Linked DNA regions of Homo sapiens: region 2 is linked to region 1. A link is a loop called in an ENCODE intact Hi-C map of the cell type or tissue named here. Cell type or tissue: dorsolateral prefrontal cortex. All regions are shown on one strand. Links, peaks and the distances in the headings refer to the core of each region. The heading gives the core; the rest is flanking DNA.

What was found. Hi-C counts contacts between places; a loop is a spot of excess contacts. Peaks named below come from ENCODE experiments on the same cell type or tissue, not always from the same donor. Only the 100,000 strongest peaks of a DNase experiment are listed, where the experiment ranks them.
Region 2: a loop joins it to region 1, with 8 times the contacts of the local background. A loop is called at or near these places in 3 of 110 quality-filtered maps.

Annotation. Positions count from the first base shown.
Region 1 is chr18:8,865,629-8,875,117 of GRCh38, forward strand. No RefSeq gene overlaps it. Among named protein-coding and RNA genes, the nearest start is that of GACAT2, 160 kb to the left of the region's middle. In dorsolateral prefrontal cortex, for the core only: no CTCF peak of the experiment used is centred there; DNase peaks (open chromatin) are centred at 5,038 and 5,965; H3K27ac peaks cover 936 bases.
Region 2 is chr18:8,812,666-8,822,154 of GRCh38, forward strand. It overlaps MTCL1 (microtubule crosslinking factor 1), which reads left to right. Exons shown (of 15, transcript NM_001395333.1): 11 at 314-568; 12 at 6,298-6,594; 13 at 8,802-8,833. Among named protein-coding and RNA genes, the nearest start is that of GACAT2, 110 kb to the left of the region's middle. RefSeq lists an enhancer at 5,972-6,473. In dorsolateral prefrontal cortex, for the core only: no CTCF peak of the experiment used is centred there; no DNase peak of the experiment used is centred there; H3K27ac peaks cover 3,270 bases.

The DNA of each region.
Region 1 (9,489 bases), core at 479-8,478:
ACCTACCCAAAAACATTTGCCATTCCAGGGCTACCACACATTTCAAATTCCTACCATTGGTCCTCTGAGCTAGAGTTTCATTAAAGTGCAAATATTTTAACAGAATGAAAGAGTATGGAATCATGGACTCCTACTAACATTGCAGTCATTTTGCCCTATAAATTACCCAGGCCAGTGCCAAGCCTGCTGAGATGGCCTCAGGGCAAATTATTTGAGAATGAGTGGGGAAATTAAGGAATAAACTATAGTTTAGGGTTCTGCCCAAGAGCCCGGGACAACATCTGGTACCGTATTGAACTGTGGTTTCATGGATGGAGTGTAGAGGGATGAAAGATGCTGAAAGAAACTAAGATAAGATTTACCCACTTTTAGGATTTCACTGGGCACTCTGTGGTGGAGTGTTAAGGTATGAATTTTGGAATCAGGCAGAACAGGATTTGCTGATCACCAGCTGTGAGCCCCTGGGCAAGTTGCTTGAGCTATCTGTATCTGTTTCCACTTACCACAGTGGGGAGATGTTAACGCCACCCTCCTGGGGTTGTGATGATAAGCCGTCCTCCACTGGGCAGGGAAAGCATGGAGCATAACAACGGCGCACAGAGATGTTCAGGAAATGAACCTCATGCACTGCTCCAACACTCCATCAGAGTACACATAACAACCTAGATCCCAGAAGATGTTTCAGAAGTGATATGGAAAACTTCCTTCCTTGCTCGGGCAGAACCAGGATATCCCAGAGAAAGAGCAACCCATTTGCAGACCTGAAATTCGAAGCAATAACCAGGACCAAACTAGTAAGCAGATTCCAGAAGAACGAGAGCTTTCCAGTGTGTGACCTGGCCCTCCAATGGAGAGGGCCCCTGCTAAGAGGTGGCCTGGAACACTCTGAGGTAGGGACAAGACACTTCATTCTGAACTTGAACCCCAAAGTCCAACAGTCCAAGCTGAAAAGTTAACCGCAAAGCAAACCACACCACAAAAGACCACAACGTAAGGGCTAAAGAGATCCAACAATCCAGAAGCCAAATCACTGGGAGCTGTTAATCCAGGAGTGGAGCCAACACCAAAAGCCACATTGAGGTCAGAAAGCAAAGGTGCTCCCAGCCAATGGGGCCAAAGAGGAGCAAGGCAGAGGTAGACCAAGAAAGACCCTGGAACCAGGAGGAAAACCAGCTGCCACCAGCTGCCTGTGGCTGAGAGTGGAGCCACATTATATGCCCTTTAAGAGGGAATATGCAAATTAAACCCATTTTGACCTGCAGAGAGTGAGAAAAGACCACGTCACAGCACCTGCCACCTACCTCTTGCACCCAGTGGGCCTGTGCCTTGGCACAAGCAGGGAGTGGAGCTAGGGCTCTGCTGTCCTCAAGGACAGTCTCAGCATCTAGGGCAGCCCACCTGGTGAGCATCTTGCCATCCTGAAGGTGATTTTGTTGATACAGGTTCAAATTTTTCATATAAAATGGCCTCTAAACACAAGTCAACCGCTGCATCCAATGCTCAACTCAAGGGGGAAAAAAACAGCAGTTGCCACGCAGGTGGGGAAACTGGTGGTGATTGACTCACTGAGCGGCGTCACTCAGTGTAATTTTGGGGTGATTTAAGGGTTCTGAGGGTAATATTGACAGTGAGCAATTTTTACCACATGTACTGGCCAGACAACCTAAATCCTGTGAAAGTCTACTCTGTATTTGGTCCATATGAATGCAGGCTGGGGGCAGATCCCAAACTGTGAAAAATAAATATATGTTGTTTAAGCTACCTAATCTATAGTAGTTTTGTTATATAGCAGCCTGAACTGACTCAGACATATGAGTAGCTCAATCTACATATAGAGACAGAAAGTAGATTGGTGGTTACCAGGAGCTAGAGGGAGGAACGGGGAGTTGGTGTGTAATGGATACAGTTTTGCTTTGGGAAGATGAAAAAGTTCTGGAGATGAATAGTGGTGATGTTTGCACAAGAGTGTGAATGTATTTATTGTCACCAAACTGTACATTTAAAATGGCTAAATAGTAAATTTTATATCATATAAAATAACATATATGTTACCACAACTTTTTTTTTAAAGAATTGGTACTGTGTAACTAATAGACATTCCCCTCACCAGGAAATCTCTGACCAAACCGCTCAATTAGGTTAAGAACTATGTGCTCAGTAAGTGTATCTACTGGTGTGTTTTGTTGCCATTTTGGCTTCGCCTCCACTCTCATTGGAATTGAACATGCCCAGCCTGTCAGCTGAGCTGCGGGTGGGATGGTTTGTCCCCGCTTTGCAAGGTTAGCCAGAGAGGACTTCATCATGTATCTGAGGCTTCTCCCCTTTACCAATAGTGGATGTCAGGGGAGATGCCTCTTTGCTCCTGGTATTTTCTTCCGTGCAGAAACAATCTTAACAAACAGGCCATTGTGACGTCTGGTCTTCCTCACTTCTGCTCAGCAAAAGTGGAGTGGCCTCCACCATGAGGGAGAGCCTCGTGTATCCAGCCCCTTGCTGTCTCCATCTGCTTGGGAGTAGCCCCGCTGAGGAAGCCCACCTTCTGCTCCACATTCCCCGTGCCTGCTGCCTGGGCTGGGGCCTGCCTGGTGCTGGGCTGTTGTGATCGGATGCCCCCATGCCTATAGATCTAACCCTCTTCCTCACATACCATCCTCATCAGTAGGAAAGGTGCTAGGTTGGTCTCTGTCTGCCAACTCCTTTGTCTTTTCTCAATCCGTTTAGAACTTGGGTGGCAAGAGCAATACCAGCAGGAGGCTTGGAGATCTAAGCATGATCTACTATTGTGTTCCTGAAACCACTAGGGGATGAGTTGCTACATTCCTCTGAGGACATTGTCATGCTCTGGGTCTCATCTCAGCCCAAACAGAGGGGAAGGCAGCCTGGGAAGCAGGGTCCTCCGTCTGAAGCAGAGCTCACCCACTGAGGCACGCAAGTCCCGCCAGCCAGACTCCAGAGCAGCTGCTGGAAGGACATTCTGCCCTGGGAGGATAGAACATGACACTGGGGGGACCAGGTCACATACAAACAAGACAGCCTGGCCAGAGGAGGCAGCAGAAAGCTCGAATATGGTGGCTCTTTTTCTATTGCTGGATAACAAATTATCAGATATTTACCAGCTTACAACAACCTGTGTTTATTATCTCACAGTGTCCAAGGGTTGGGAGTCTATGGAAGGTGGGGCTTGCCTGTCACCTTCAGATCCAGCCTGGCAGAGTTCCCACATCAGTCCTTGCTGAGCAGACAGCATTTCAGCAACAATCTCAGCCTCTGACTTGGGGGATTTAGAATTAAGTCAGTGATCTGGGATATAAAGGCCTGGTCACAGCAGACTGGGTCCTCAGCTCAGGATCTTGCAGGCTGCAATCCAGCTGCCAGCCAGGCAGAGGGGGTAACAGTCAGCACATACCTCTTACCACCACAGGGCCCCCAGGGATCTATGAATGCCTGGAGATGGGAGGCTGATGGGAGGCAGCAGGTTACAAGCCCCCATAGGGTAGGATTCAGAAGCCTTGGGTAGCATAATCAGACAGAAGGTTAGACGGAAGGCACAAAGTCACATACAAGGCCAATTTGGCAGCACAGAGCATACCTATTTTGGGGCTCGGGCCAGCAGAGCAGGACCCAGGACTACAGCAAAGGAGAATCATACCTGAGAGAGAAGAGGGAGTCTGCCCACTGTGACCAGGCCTCTATATCCCAGAACACTGACAATTCTAAATCCCCTGGGTCAGAGGCTGAGCTTACTGCTAAAATGCTGTCTTCTCAGTGAGGACTGATGCAGGAATTCTTCAGAGCTGGATCTGAAAATGACAGGCAAGTCCCCATCTGCAAGGAGTGGGAAGGCAGAGGCCACCAGATGCCTTTAAGCTTTTACTCTTGACCCTGACTTCTCCAGATAAACTGCTCACCTAAACCTTTGCTCTTCTGATGGTCCTCATTCTACCAGCTTTGTCCTCCTAAACCTCCAGGCTGCTTTTTCTACCTATGCTGCTTCAGACTACCAACTGATGACAAATTGTCGGCCTCGACTTCTCTGCTTTTTTCTTCTTCTTCACTTCTGAGGTCTCCGCTCCTGATGGAAGGCTGGTGTTGAAAGGATTCCAGCCACAGCCTGGACCACACCCCAGGAGCCAGTCTGTCGATGCTCTTGTCTCGGTACCTTTCTCATAAATCAGCCAGGGAGGGGTTCAGTCTGCATCCTGGCCAGAGATCAATGGTGCTAATGGTGTCTGGTCCATTAGAGGTGGAAGAGTTCCAGCCTGTGCAAGTCTGCAGCGAACTGCACCATCAGCTCTGCCAGGTACAGACTCTGGGAATATTCCTTGGTAGTTCCCTGGTCACTCAGAACAGGGCACAGTAAAAGGAAAAACCTTGTCACAGGGCCATCTGACAGACCGTTCTGTCCTATGCCAGATTCCTCATCCTTCCTAATCCTAGGGACACAACCCCTTGCCAGTCATCCCATAAAGTAGTTTTCTTGGTTATTCCTGTAACAGAACTGTCTGTAGACCGTCATCCTTCTCCCAAAGACTGCAGCCACTCTGCGAATTATCTTCACAGAGCACTTTAAGCTGGACCACTCCAAGGATGAGGACCTGGAGGAAGCATTTGGATAGATACAGCCTGTGTCGTGCTGCACTGGGAGGGGGTCATCCCAGTGTGGTTCCAGGATCACGGCTCTTGGAAATCCCAGTAAGGATGTCTTATTCTAGAAAATAAGCTTTATGGTTAGCAAAGGTGGCTATGTTCTCCTTATTAATGGGTACCATTGGAAGACAATGCATCCCTGGACCTACTCACTAGGTCACTTCCATGGTGAGGCTCCAGTCCCTCCACACAGGTTCACTCAGGAAAATCTCTTATTATCCACGCAACAAGATCCTATTTGCCATGTTGTATTCACTTAGACCCATCTTTTAGCAGCTGTGACTTATGCACATCTTCATCTCTACGGTATCAAAATCCAAGATCTCTAAACCAAATGTGGGCGGTGGCTGGAATTTCCCCATCCTGTGGGCAGCAACTTTTGGAAACACTAACAGAATAGAATAAAAAAAGAGGCTGGATTCTATTTGCAGCTTAACACCAACCGCTGAATGAAGCCCTGACTCCCCGTTTTGATGTGCTACCAAGTTTGAATCATGCTGACACATGCCCATCTGTCAGGTGGAATAATGGGGTTTTGAGTGGCTTAATTGTAGCCCAAGTATTAAAGCCCTGCTGAGTTACACGGTGTTGAGTTAAGGCATGTCCACAGTAAAGAGAATGCTCTTCTCTGCCTGAACCAAGGCAAAGACAGAGCTCTTTCCACTAATGGTGACTCCTAGCCACAGATCTGTTGCTAAAAGGAAAACAAGCCCATCTCCTGTTTGTTCTTTAATAGCCTCATCTCTGATATAAGCAGCCTTCCCACCTCCAGAAACTCAGCATTAAAGTGACATCATTGAAATTTGCCATAAATACTGCAAGCACTTTTTTCAAAATGATCTGGTTTATGAGCAGGGTAGCGTAGCCATAACAAGCACCCCTTTCAATACCAACTAATTCTATTTGAAATAGCCTGTCCATTTTTCCATCCCAGGGTCTCTCACCCCTCCTACTTAAAATGCAAAGCAGAATTAAGATTTTGAACTCTAAAGTCAGACATAACTAGATTCAATCCCAGCTCTGAAAATCACCATGGGGTGCGAAAGTTATAAAACATGTTATCAAAATTTTAACACTCCTTCCATCAAGAGTTGGGGTCCATTGCCCTTGAATCTGGGCTCTGTGACTGCTTTACCCAATAAAGTACAACAGAAGTTATGGTACCAGCTTCTGGATGCAGACCTTAAGAAACCAGCAGCTTCTACTTGCTGTCTCCTGGGGTGCTCCTCCTTCTCAGAGCCCAGTCATCCTGCTGGGAGGAAGCTCAACAGCTCATGGAGAGGTCCACGGAGAGGAGACCCAGGTCCTCAGGCCCATGGCCCCAGCTGGGCTCCCAGCCAACAGCCACCACCAATGTGCCAGTCCTGCAAGTGAGCCATCTTGTAAGTAGTCATCTAGCCCCAAGGCTATGAATAATGCTACTGTGAACATTCATCTACAAGTTTTTATGTAGACATATGTCTTCATTTCTCTTGGGTATTTTCCTAGGAGTAGAATAGCTAGACCATATGGTAATTCTATATTTGACAATTTGAGGAACTGCCAATCTGTTTTCCACAGAGGCTGCACCATTTTAGATTCCCACTAATGATATATGAAGACTCCAGTTCTCTTTATCCTAGCCAACACATTTTATTATATGTCTTTGTGCTTATAGCTATCCTAGTGTGTGAAGTTTTATCTCATTGTGCTTTTGATTGCATTTCTCTGATGGCTAATGATATTGAGCATCTTTTTATGTGTTTATTGTTCATTTGCATATTTTCTTTGGAGTATGTCTATTCAGATCCATTGCCCATTTTTAATTGGGTTGTATGTCGTATTATAATTATTTGTATATTCTAGATATTTAACAGTTATTTGTATATTCTAGATATCAATTTGCAAATATTTTCTCCCATTCTATGGGTTGTCTTTTTTTTTTTTTTTTTTTTTTTTTTTGAGACAGGGCCTTGCTCTGTTGCCCAGGCTGGAGTGCAGTAGCACAACCATAGCTCACTGCAGCCTCAAATTCCTGGACTCAAGTGATCCTCCTGCCTCAGCCTCCTGAGTAGTGGGGACCCAGGCATGAACCACTGTGCCCAGCCCTTTTTTGACTTTCTTGATGGTCTCCTTTGAACCACAAAAGTTTTTGATTTTTATGAAGTCCAATTTGTCTGTATTTTCTTTGGCTACTTGTGCTTTAGGTGCCATATCTAAGAAACTATTGCCTAATCCAAGGTCATGAAGATTTACATCTATTGTTTTTAACAAGTGTCATAGTTTTAGCTTTTACAATTAGGCTTTGATCCATTTTGAGTTAATTTTTTTATATGGTGTGAGGTAGGACATCCATTTAATTCTTTTACATGTGGATATCCAGCTGTCCCAGAACCATTTATTGAAAAGACTATTCTTTTCCCCATTGAGTTATCTAGGCACCCTTGTTGAAATTCAATTGACTGAAAATTTGAAGATTTATTTCTGGACTCTCAATTGTATTCCATTGGTCTGTATATCACTCCTTATGCTACTAACACAGTATCTTGATTACTATTGCTTTATGGTAAGTTTTGATACCAGGAAATTGAGTCTTCCAACTTTGTTCTTCTCTTTCAAGATAATTTTGGCTATTCTGAGTCTCTTGCATTTCCATATGAATTTTAGGATGATTTTATCAATGTCTGCAAAGAACCCAGCTGGAATTTTGATGGAGATTGCACTAAATGACTCTATAGATCTTTTTGGGGAGTGTTGCCATCTTAGCAATATTAGGTATTCTGATTCTTGAACATGAGGTGTCTTTCTATTTATTTAGGTCTTGTTTAACTTCTTTTAATAATGTTTTGTAGTCTTCAGAGCATTTAAGTTTTGTACTTCTTTTGTTAAATATATACCCAAGTATTCCATTCTTTTTGATGCTATTGTAAGGGACAGTTCTTGCTCTTTTTTCATTACTAAGAAGGTCTTCCTTGCTAATGGCTCTATCTTACACAGATATTTCAGTTATGTAGGAGTTTTAGGCTTCTGGTTAAGCCTTAGCTATTTTACAATTAATCAACTGGAAATAAACTACATAATAAAGATTTTCCTTTGCCCTGATCCAATAGGGTCTAACAAATTAAATTTATATTTTCAAGGAGCTTACTTTTCATTTTATTTACTTTTGTTTCTCAGTTCAAATGCAATTAGCAGGAAAACAAAATGTGGCCCACTATGCTTTCCTCAGACCTATGTTAAATAACCTTATTTTAAAGAAACATAAAGCAGAAGTCCTTTCCCAGCTACTTTCCTTGAAAAGAATTCTATTCTTTGGGCTATTTCTGTATGCCCTTTCGGCAATGCAATCTTTAGTCTCAACATATGTGGATTTCAATTTTCTTCTTTCTTGAGAATAATTAGAAAAAGCATAAAATGGAGTTTAGAAATAGAAAAGAGATGATATAAAAGAAGAGCAGTGGGAATTTTGCAAAGAAACCTTGACAGAAATGAAGGTCGCTGAGGGCAGGGCCTTTTGTGCCTTGAATAGCTCCTGCTTGGTGAGGAGGGGCCTGCCGAGGGACTCTAGTGCCCAGCAGGGCATGGCCTGGCTGTGGCTTCAGAAATCAAAATCAGAAAGAAACCAAAATGGGCTTCTTTTTTTGTTAGCGAAAAGTTTCAAATATACCAAATTTTAAAAATACATATTTGTCATAATGAACAAATATAATGTACCTCCAGGAACCCACCAACCCAGACTCAACAATCATCAACTCGTGGTCATTTCATCTATAAACCCACCAATCCCCCACCTCCACCTCTGATTATTTGGAAGCAAATCACAGACATTACATTGTTTCACCTACAAGCCTTTCACTGTATATGTATATATCCATATCTGTGTGTGTGTCAGTGTGTGTGTGTGTGTATAATTCCTTAACATTATAAAATATTCAACCAGGTTCAAATTTGTCCATTACCACATAATTTGTTTTCCTGACAGATTTTTTGGATCGGGATCCAAAAACTTATATAAAGTTTCATGTGTTATAATTGGTAGATGTTTCCCTTCGAGTCTTTTAATCCATGTTCCAATGAAGATCCAGGCACAAGGGAAAATGCACATAAATCGTCCGCAACAAAGCAAAATTCTTAACCACTTTAAGCAACCAATAACAGTGAGTATAAATTTCACAAGTCATAGATTCAAAAGCACAAAAATGTAACTTCATTTTACCAATTTTTAACTTGAGCCCCTCATTCTGTCTTTAGTTTGAAAACTCAACCCAGCCTCAGATAAATTTAATCAAATGCAGTGAGTTTTCCATTTTAATCACATTCAGAACACACCTTCCTGGATTTCTACCTGGAGCTGATGCTATCCACTTAAATGCAGCTTGTGGTGGTGGGGAGGAGCTTATCTGAGCTCCTCCTGTTTCTTTTCCCCCCTCTACATTAATTTTTGATTGCTGTGTAACAAACTACCACAAACTTAGCAGCCTAAAACAACACTCATTTGTTAGCACAGAGTTCTGTAGGTCGGAAGTTCTGCACAGCATGGCTGGCTTCGCTGCTCAGGGGGCAAAGTCCTCTGGAGACTTTGGGGGAAAATCCACTTCCAAGCTCATTCTTGTTGTTGGCAGAATTCAATTCTTTTTGGTTGTGAGACTGCAGTCCTGGTTTCCTTGCTGGCCGTTAGCTGGGAGATCACCCACGTCCTTGCACATGAACCCCTCCATCTTCAAGCCAGCAAGGCTGCATCAAATCCATCGTGGGCTTCAAACTTGACTTCCTTATCTGTAGCCAGAGGGAGAAAACTGCTTTTAAAGGGGTCACGTGACTAGGTTGGTTCCCCTCGCCACAGATCATCTCCCTATCTTCACA
Region 2 (9,489 bases), core at 1,007-9,006, 52 kb before region 1:
AGGGACGGACATGGTACCTGCCCACAAGCAGTTACACAGAAGTACAGGCAAGAGATAGTGGTGACTTAGACTAGGAAAGTGGAGCAGGGAAGCTGGCCATGGGAAGCTCAGTTTACTCACCGCTTAACATTCTTTGTGACTGTGTCAAACGCTCTTAATTAGGACTTTAAAAATAAAATTTGTTTATACTGTGGGATTGGTCAAATCTTGGTTTAAACATGTTTCCAGGGATCACATGTAAATGTGCTGAGACTTCATCCTTGAATGCAAGACTTGTCAGAGAGGGAATTCCTAAGTCTCTTCTCCTTGACAGCTGGAAGAGAAGACTGAGAACAAGTTGGGAGAACTAGGCTCCTCCGCTGAGAGCAAGGGGGCCTTGAAGAAGGAGAGAGAGGTGCACCAGAAGCTCCTGGCAGACAGTCACAGCCTGGTCATGGACCTGCGCTGGCAGATCCATCACAGCGAGAAGAACTGGAACCGGGAGAAGGTGGAACTTCTCGACCGCCTGGACAGAGATCGGCAGGAGTGGGAGCGGCAGAAGAAGGAATTCTTGTGGAGGATAGAGCAGGTAAGGAGGCACCCCGGGGCCCTGGAGCATAGGCACAGAGTGTAGACTGCTCAGTGGACCCAGAAAGCAAAAGCACTAGGCTGCTTCATGGTCCTTGCAGCATCAGGATGCATGGGCTTCCAAAGGAAGAGAGAGAAATTCTAGAATTGCTTGTGTTGGAGACCAAGGCTCATGCCTCTCCATGACACAGATCTTTTCTTTGCAAAGTTCATAGGTAACTCTCCTATGTGTACATGTGGTAGTGGCAGAGCAGGGTGGGTGGGGCTTGTGGGAGCGGGGGGATAACTTTTTAAAGGAATTTAAAGACTAAACTGGAAAGAGGAGGTTATTTCAGGTCTTATTCAATTGAAAACAAACTATAACTTTTAAGTTTGCCACTAAAGATGTGGTCACAGTGACTGCTCCAACTTGAATGGAATTGTTGTCATTAGAAAAGAAATTGCTGAATTCAGTTGAAAGTCAGGCTGTTTGCTGGTGAGTGTTCCTGCTGTGGATATTGCTGAGCTGTGATTAGATGGACCATTGTCAAGAGAGGTAGCTGGTAGCTCATCATCTTCAGCTAAACAAACAATTCAGAAACTCAGATGAATTTGGGGAGGAGGGGGGTAGTCATTTTTCTGCCAATATAACCATTCTCTGCATTGCATCAGACTTAGAACAGTTTGCATAGTTGCAGTAGTTCCTGAGGGATACACAAATTAAATTGATGAAGATTTGGAATTCTTCCCTGGCTGGATTTTTACATAGTATATATTTTGTTTATTTCAGCCAGTCACACACTTATAAATTTATGAGGTCTCAAGGAAATGTATTAATCAGTAAGAAATTGAGCTCAGGAAAAATAACCTCATTACTCTATTTTAAATACCCATAGAGCCTTTTGACAAATGTGCTCTATTATCCATAGACATGGTGCCTGTGTTACGCAGGTACAATGACAAAGGTGAGTGTATGCATGTGTTGGATAGGGCGGGAGGCAGAATGAACTAAATGGTAAGAAAGACCAAGAGGCTTTGGCTTGGAAACCACTAAGAAGAATAAAATACACCGCAGGTGAGCTATGATCCCCACTGCATTCCAGCCTGGGCGACAGACCGAGACCCCGTCTCCAAAAAACAAAAGAAGGAAAGTACACTGCAGATAGAAAAGCTGAAACTCTTCGTAGGTTTGACCACTTACACAAATGAGTCACCTTACTAATCTTTGATATTCCCCAAATCCTATCAAGAGGAATGCTGGCCATTTCCTTTCTGGCTTGGAAATGCAGCACTTGTGAAGAGTCTCCTGTATTAAATCTCCTGTGTATGTCGTTGCTCTATGGTTAGGTGGAAATTTTAGGGATAGAAGTGGCATATATTCTTTGAAAATGGCCACTAATTTATTATATCCAACTTAGTTGACCGGTGTCACAGTAACTCCAGGCAACTTGTCACCAGGGAGCTTCATTCTTGGCCCGTGCTCTAGGGCCACTCACTTTTTACATCCCTCCTGTACCCCAGTGAGGCCATCATGATCCCTGCCATGCCCCCTTTAGGGTGCCCTTCGCCTGTTAGCCATGGTGGCTTGTTGGACTTGTCACAGGCTTCATTTCTTTGGGAAGTCACACCTTGGATATAAATTAAGCAAGTCTTTTAGGTTTTTATTTTTACTTTTGGGAATGAAGAATTTCTAGTAAAGGAAAAATTAGATACATGTGGTGATACTCAACTTTCGAAAAGTCAGTGACTTACAGGAAACAACAGGTGCTGGAGAGGATGTGGAGAAATAGGAACACTTTTACACTGTTGGTGGGACTGTAAACTAGTTCAACCATTGTGGAAGTCAGTGTGGCGATTCCTCAGGGATCTAGAACTAGAAATATCATTTGACCCAGCCATCCCATTACTGGGTATATACCGAAAGGATTATAAATCATGCTGCTATAAAGACACATGCACACGTATGTTTATTGCGGCAGTATTCACAATAGCAGAGACTTGGAACCAACCCAAATGTCCAACAATGGTAGACTGGATTAAGAAAATGTGGCACATATACACCATGGAATACTATGCAGCCATAAAAAAGGATGAGTTCATGTCCTTTGTAGGGACATGGATGAAATTGGAAATCATCATTCTCAGTACTGTCGCAAGGACAAAAAACCGAACACCGCATATTCTCACTCATAGGTGGGAATTGAACAGTGAGATCACATGGACACAGGAAGGGGAACATCACACTCTGGGGACTGTTGTGGGGTGCGGGGAGGTGGGGGATAGCATTAGGAGTTATACCTAATGCTAAATGACGAGTTAATGGGTGCAGCACACCAGCATGGCACATGTATACATATGCAACTAACCTGCACATTGTGCACATGTACCCTAAAACTTAAAGTATAATAATAATTAAAAAAAAAAACATTAACATTAAAAAAAAAAAAAGAAAAGTCAGTGACTTAAAGATGAACCACAGCCTCATTTTGAGACTATATTTTGGAAAGGTAATAGTGGTCAGGAGCTGACCTCCAATTCCAGGTTATCAGTATTGAAACAGTTCGGCCAAACTGACAGCCTCAGAACCCAGTCCTCAAGGTGGACATCTTTGAGCATCATAGATCTGAAACACGTGAGTTTCGGGCATGCATCTGTTCATGAAATCTGTGTGATGGATCCCACAGTCTTTGTACAATGATGTCATTGCTGTTTTTAGAAGAGGATTGGTTACAAATGAACTGATGCTTCAGACATGCAATGGTGGCTTTCAAAAATAAATCTGGCCTTTTCCCCAAAATATTAAACATTTTTAAAGAAGACTTCTTAAATCTCAGTGCCCCATCCGGAAATTGAGGTAAAGCAATTATAGGCATTCACCAGACTTCCTGAAAAGAGGATGTTGGTTCAAGTGTGTATGGGTGTATATAGATTTTGTTCATTTATCAGTTATTGGGTTGCTTGTTCATTTAACTTTTAGCTACATACTCCGTAGATAAATGAGAGATGTAACTGAACATTCTTCACAATGTATACTCTCAACATTTGACTACTTGGTAAGCCATATAATATAACCTTGACTGTGATAACCTAATACAGATGGTGAAAGCAGTAACACTAAATCCATTTTCCACTTTCAGAACACATGCTTCATACTTGTCCGCTGTCATTAAATTCCTACATAATTTCTGCACCACATGAGGCATGTTATGTGATGTATGACTGTGGGAATGTGGCTAAGGTCATATAACACATTTTATCTCTCTTATCAGCGTCTCTTGTCTCAATCCAAGTTTGATTGCGGGGTGGGGGTAGGAGACTTTTATGGAGTCACACTACATTTCTCCTTAGAATTGTTGAGTTCCCAGTTAACATGCAGATGATGTAAAACTTGCTGTTATATTTGCTGTACTTGTCAAGCAAAAAGGGTCATCCATTCATTCTCCTTCCAGTAACTTTCTTAAATCAGCTGCCATTCTTTTAAAAACTCCATTCTTTTAAAACCTGTTACAAAGTGGCCTTTTTTCTTTCTACCAGTCTGGGGAAGGTGACACTCTCGAGGGTTTATTGTTTCCTGTATTAAAATACAAATCTTTAAAATGTTCGACTTGCATTAAAAGTTGTTTTACTGCAAGATTGCAAGTAGGTGCTGATGCTGGCTGAAATGACTCCTATAGGAAACCCTCCCTCTCTGAGGACTCGTTCTATTACAACACCCCAGAGGCATCTTAGCAGCAGATATCTCCACCACAACCACTCCAGTTCAATTTTAGGAAACCTAACACTTAGCAGCTTGAGTACAAGTTGCTCCTGGCTGCCTGGGTTTATTTTTGAAATCCTACTTTACTGAGTTAGAAGGTGCTTGTTCATAGCCCTCCTCTTTAGTCATTCTTTTCCCCCTTCACTCACACCCTCAGTGCACATTTGCAGCTTCAGATGGGATTCTTGCATTTTAATTTCTTGCCCAAAATAGCTTAGAGATGATCATGTGTTGAAACTAAATTGTGCCGACATGCATTAAATGAACATATAAAAAGCCTTCCCTTTTTTTTTTTTTTTTTTTTTAAAGAAAGCAGTTAGCATCTTTAAGACAACTGCAAAGAACTGTGTCATCATCAGGGAGGTGGAGGAGGAGAGAGCAGAGGGGCAAAGCTAAAACGTAGAGTTTTTAGGTTTTGCTGGGTCCCTAATTTGACTGTGAACTGCCTCAGATGCTAACGTGTCAGCTTTGGCTGAATCAGACTCCATCTTTCTCAAAGGTAAAGATAAATCTCTGTTCTGCCACCTTAGAAATCACTAACAATGAGCAAACGTCCTTTTGTCTTTACTGTCTCATATGGCTTTCTTCCTGACTATACAGAAACCATATTTACGTCCAACTTGTGGATGAATGCTCCAATTAGGACACAGAGATGCAGTTTGTAGTGATGCTTAAAAAAAAATGAATTGATCTGCATTCAAGGAGGTTTTAGAATTTCCTGGAACGGTCTCAGCACTTGAGGACTTCAAATCATTATTTGGCCACTCCTTCAGGTCAAATCCAAATGTCACTTTCATCGTTCAGATACTTTGCTTATTCAAAAGAGCAGTCAATCCAGTAGTGTGAGCTTGTCATCCAATAAAGGCACCATTAAAGATTCATAGGCGGAAATAGCTTCAGGTCTCAGTTGTGCTTTCTGTGGCTGTTTTAGAAAGGGAAGCAATGAGGAGGGATCAGAAGAATGGAGTGGAAGCTGGTGAGGGCTCCTCTGGGGAGGGAGGCCGTGCGCCCTGCAAGCCATTTGCCTGCCTGCCTCAGCAGTTCCTTGTGATTTCATATGGGCTCCCTTCCTGAGCCACCTCCACGAAATCTCCATCTAGTGCCGCAAAACAGCCCAGAAAGGCATAATGCCCTTATGTGGGCTGGGCTCCCACTAGACGGCATGACTCCGGTGAGCCCACGTGCACAACCCATCTTACAGATAAGGAAACTGAGCTCAGGAGAGTCGGGAACTTGCACCTGCCTGCAAACCAGCAAGCCACACGTTAATGGTTCCAACTCAGGTCTTCTAACTCCAGGTGGCCCTGTGCTTGCCCACTACCGCTTCTTGAGTTCAACCAAGTCAGGGAAAAAAGTATGACTCTAACGTAATGTGGCTTTTTTTTTTTCTTCACTCAGTCATACCAGATCTTTACTTGCGTTATAGCTAAGTTTGTATCCTCTCAAATAAAGTGTAAGTTATGTTTAACACCAAATGGTTACAAACTCAAGTTTGCTCACTTGAATTACTGATAGGACCTGTTCCACATGCCCTGGGGCTAGTTAGGAAAATCAGATTCACACTCAGAAGTTTGCTATCACTGATAGTATTCCACTGAGTATGTCTTCACTTCTGAAGGAAGTTCCAAAGAGAGTTTTAAACATGTTCTTTAACAGTATTAGATTAAAAAATAGTAATAAATGTAAAATTTCCCATGAGCACAACACTCAGAGTTATGTACAATAACACATATATTGGTGTCAGAAAGAGTTCACCATACTCGTACGTGGTTAATGCAGATTTTCTGGGCCAGATAAAATTGTGGGTTTTGTAAAGCATCTGTAATGTTGTGTTACATTTTGAAATTAAGATCAGAACTTTAAGAACATTTGCTTCTCACAATATTTTTCAAACTGACCTATGTGTAATTGCAAATTGTGGAGAAACGATGTTCTTAGGGAGACCATCAGACAGAAAAGTGAGGCTAATTATTTTCATTTTTAAAATTCTCAAGTTGCAGAAAGAGAACAGTCCCCGGAGAGGTGGCAGTTTCCTCTGTGATCAAAAAGACGGCAACGTTCGCCCCTTTCCCCACCAGGGAAGCCTCCGCATGCCCCGTCCAGTGGCCATGTGGCCTTGTGCAGATGCTGACTCCATCCCGTTTGAAGACCGGCCGCTGTCCAAGCTGAAGGAGTCGGACAGGTGCTCGGCCAGTGAGAATCTCTACCTGGATGCCTTGTCCCTGGATGACGAGCCAGAAGAGCCACCAGCCCACAGGCCCGAGAGGGAGTTCAGGAACCGCCTCCCTGAGGTCAGCCAGGTTTTGTCCATCCTAGTTAACCACTGTGGAATGAGGGAGCCGTCATGAAACCTAAGAGGCATCTGCCAGATTCCTCTCCTGGCAGGCTCTAGCACTTTTGCATACAGCAACCTCCGAATTGAGTAAAAATGAAATCTTCACAACACCAAGGGTTTTGCTTCACCCTAAATTAGCATGCTCTGCTGTCAGTTTAACTTTGCCCCCTTGTTTCAGGTTTAGAAATACTGGACTAGAGTCCTATACAAAAGGAAGGTCTCACAAATAAGTGTGTCCCATAAAACACACAAGAGGAAGTAAATAATTCTGGGAAGTGTATATGCTCAACTTTTTCTTTTTTCTTTTGATTTTTTTGGAGATGGAGGTCTCACTCTCTTGCCCAGGGTGGAGTGGAGTGTCTGATAACGACTCACCACAGCCGTGACCTCCTAGGCTCAATTGATCCTTCCCCCTCAGCCTCCTGAGTAGCTGGGACCACAGGCACATGCTACCATGCCTGGCTAATTTATTTTGTTTTATTTTTTAAGTAGAGACAGGGTCTCCCTATGTTGCCCAAGCTGGTCTCGAACTCCTGGGCTCAAGTGATCTGTCTGCCTTGGCTTCCCAAAGTGCCGGGATTACAGGTATGAGCTACCACACCCAGCCTCAACTTTTCTTGAAATAATAGTACAGTCTTCTGAGTCTAGAAAACTAATAACCAAAAATATTCTGGGCAAAGGGAAAAAAATCCAACACTTAGAAACCTTACATAAATTAGACCACCAAATGGGTGAGCTAAGCTGTAGACATTTCCATGGCACAGCGTTAGTTATGTTTTTCTGGTTTTAATATTTTTAAAACCTTGTTTTAAAAGTTGTTCTAGGGCCGGATGTGGTGGCTCATGCCTGTAATCCCAGCACTTTGGGAGGCCGAGGTGGGCGGATCACGAGGTCAGGAGATCGAGACCATCCTGGCTAACACGGTGAAACCCTGTCTCTACTAAAAATACAAAAAAATTAGCCAGGCGTGGTGGCGGGTGCCTGTAGTCCCAGCTACTTGGGAGACTGAGGCAGGAGAATGGCGTGAACCCAGGAGGCGGAGCTTGTAGTGAGCCAAGATCGCGCCACTGCACTCCAGCCTGGGCGACAGAGCAAGACTCCATCCAAAAAAAAAAAGTTGATTCTAGGACTCATTACCTGTGAAGCAGTTCAACAGTTGCTGCACCTATCATTTGGTCTCCTAAACACTCAAGACTTAGAAGAGTTCATATCAAATAGTGTTATTGAAGTATGCAGAAATTATATTTCACCCACATCAGTAAGGTCAAATGCCTTATCCTCAGCAATGTGTACCAGGTTGATAGGACATTGCCACAGTCCCACCCTGTCTGATCTATTGGCAATCTTATACAGTCCGATTACATAGTAGAGGTAACGTGGGGTGGGGTCAGGAGCCTGTGCGTGGGTTCCAGCCCACTGGACCCTGCATGGCAGAGACAAGGGGCATGCTCATTAAGGGGAAGGGTACCCCTTGCTATTTACTGTCTTGAAAAATATGCTTCCCTTACTGTTAGTCAGAGTCTTGCTGCTTCAAAACCACATCAGCACAAGAGTGTTTTCTCAGCAGACAACCTCGTGTTTATGCCGTTCTCTACAAACACAGCTATCATTCTTCTTAAAGGGGAAGGCACTGTACTTTGCCTCTGATTCTAAATGGGAATGTTTAAAACCAACCAAGTGCCCGAGTCTAAGGATGTCACGCCAACTTCTACAGCAAGATCGGGACCACTAACGTTACTCTATCACCTTCCATCTTTCTCTCTAACATAACACATGCACACTCTCTCTCTCTCTCTCAGTCTCACTCTCACACTTAGGTTGTTACAAATCCCGCTTTGAAATTCATGTAGTCAGTGAGGTCCTTTGAGGAAGCACAGAAGAGCCACCTCCTCCATGACAAAGTTTATAGCCAGTTGTTCTCACTCATGTGGGCTTCTCCCTGGACTACAGAAGCTCCAGCCCCTCATCATGCTGTGGACTCGCTTTGATGATTGTACTTTAAAGGCCTCAGGGCAGTAGCACTCCTAACCAGAGCTTGGCCTCAGTGCACATTTTAAATGGTGGTTTCCTGGGGGTGCAGAGCAAACAAATCACTTAAGTACATTCAGGGCTTCTGGACAACCAAAATTAACCGATTCAGATGAAGTTATTTCTTCTTTATAGGAAGAAGAAAATCACAAAGGAAATCTTCAAAGGTAAGTAAGATTGATGAAAATAATAGATTACTAGAATAAAAATGTCTTGGTCTTAAAATGTTGTTTTGTCAATGCAGTCTATTTTACCACTCTCTTCAAAATGACTTAAAATTATGCCACTTCTGAAGAAGTGGCTGCTTTATTATTCATTTCATAAACATGGTATTTTTGATTATTAACAAAGAAGTTAGACGTGCTGTGTCACATGTGTATGAGTTTTATGGTAAGGACTTTCCAGTTGTTGTTGTGTTATGTATACAAAGGAATGCTTGTGTTGAGTGGTTTTTGAAAGGTCCATGGAAACCTCTCTTTTCTCATTTAAAGTCTGGGAAAACTCTCTTTTGTATGCTGTGAGATGCTTTATACACTGTATTTAAAAGCTCCACTAAGAGAATTTATTAAAATATTTTCTGGCAGTAGTCCTTGAAGAAGATATATAGTGGTTGATGTGGTTGTTAGTTACACACCAGTTTTTTCCTCCCCAGTTTAATTTCCTCCAGTTTTACTTTTTCATCATTCTCCAAATGAATACATACCGTTTCTACTACATGAAATTTCTTCTCAGGCAATTCAGCATTTCCAGATCGCCTCATCCTTGATTTTCCTCTGAACTTCGAGTCTGTGAATGACTGTCCTCTTCCCATTTGCTCCCTGCC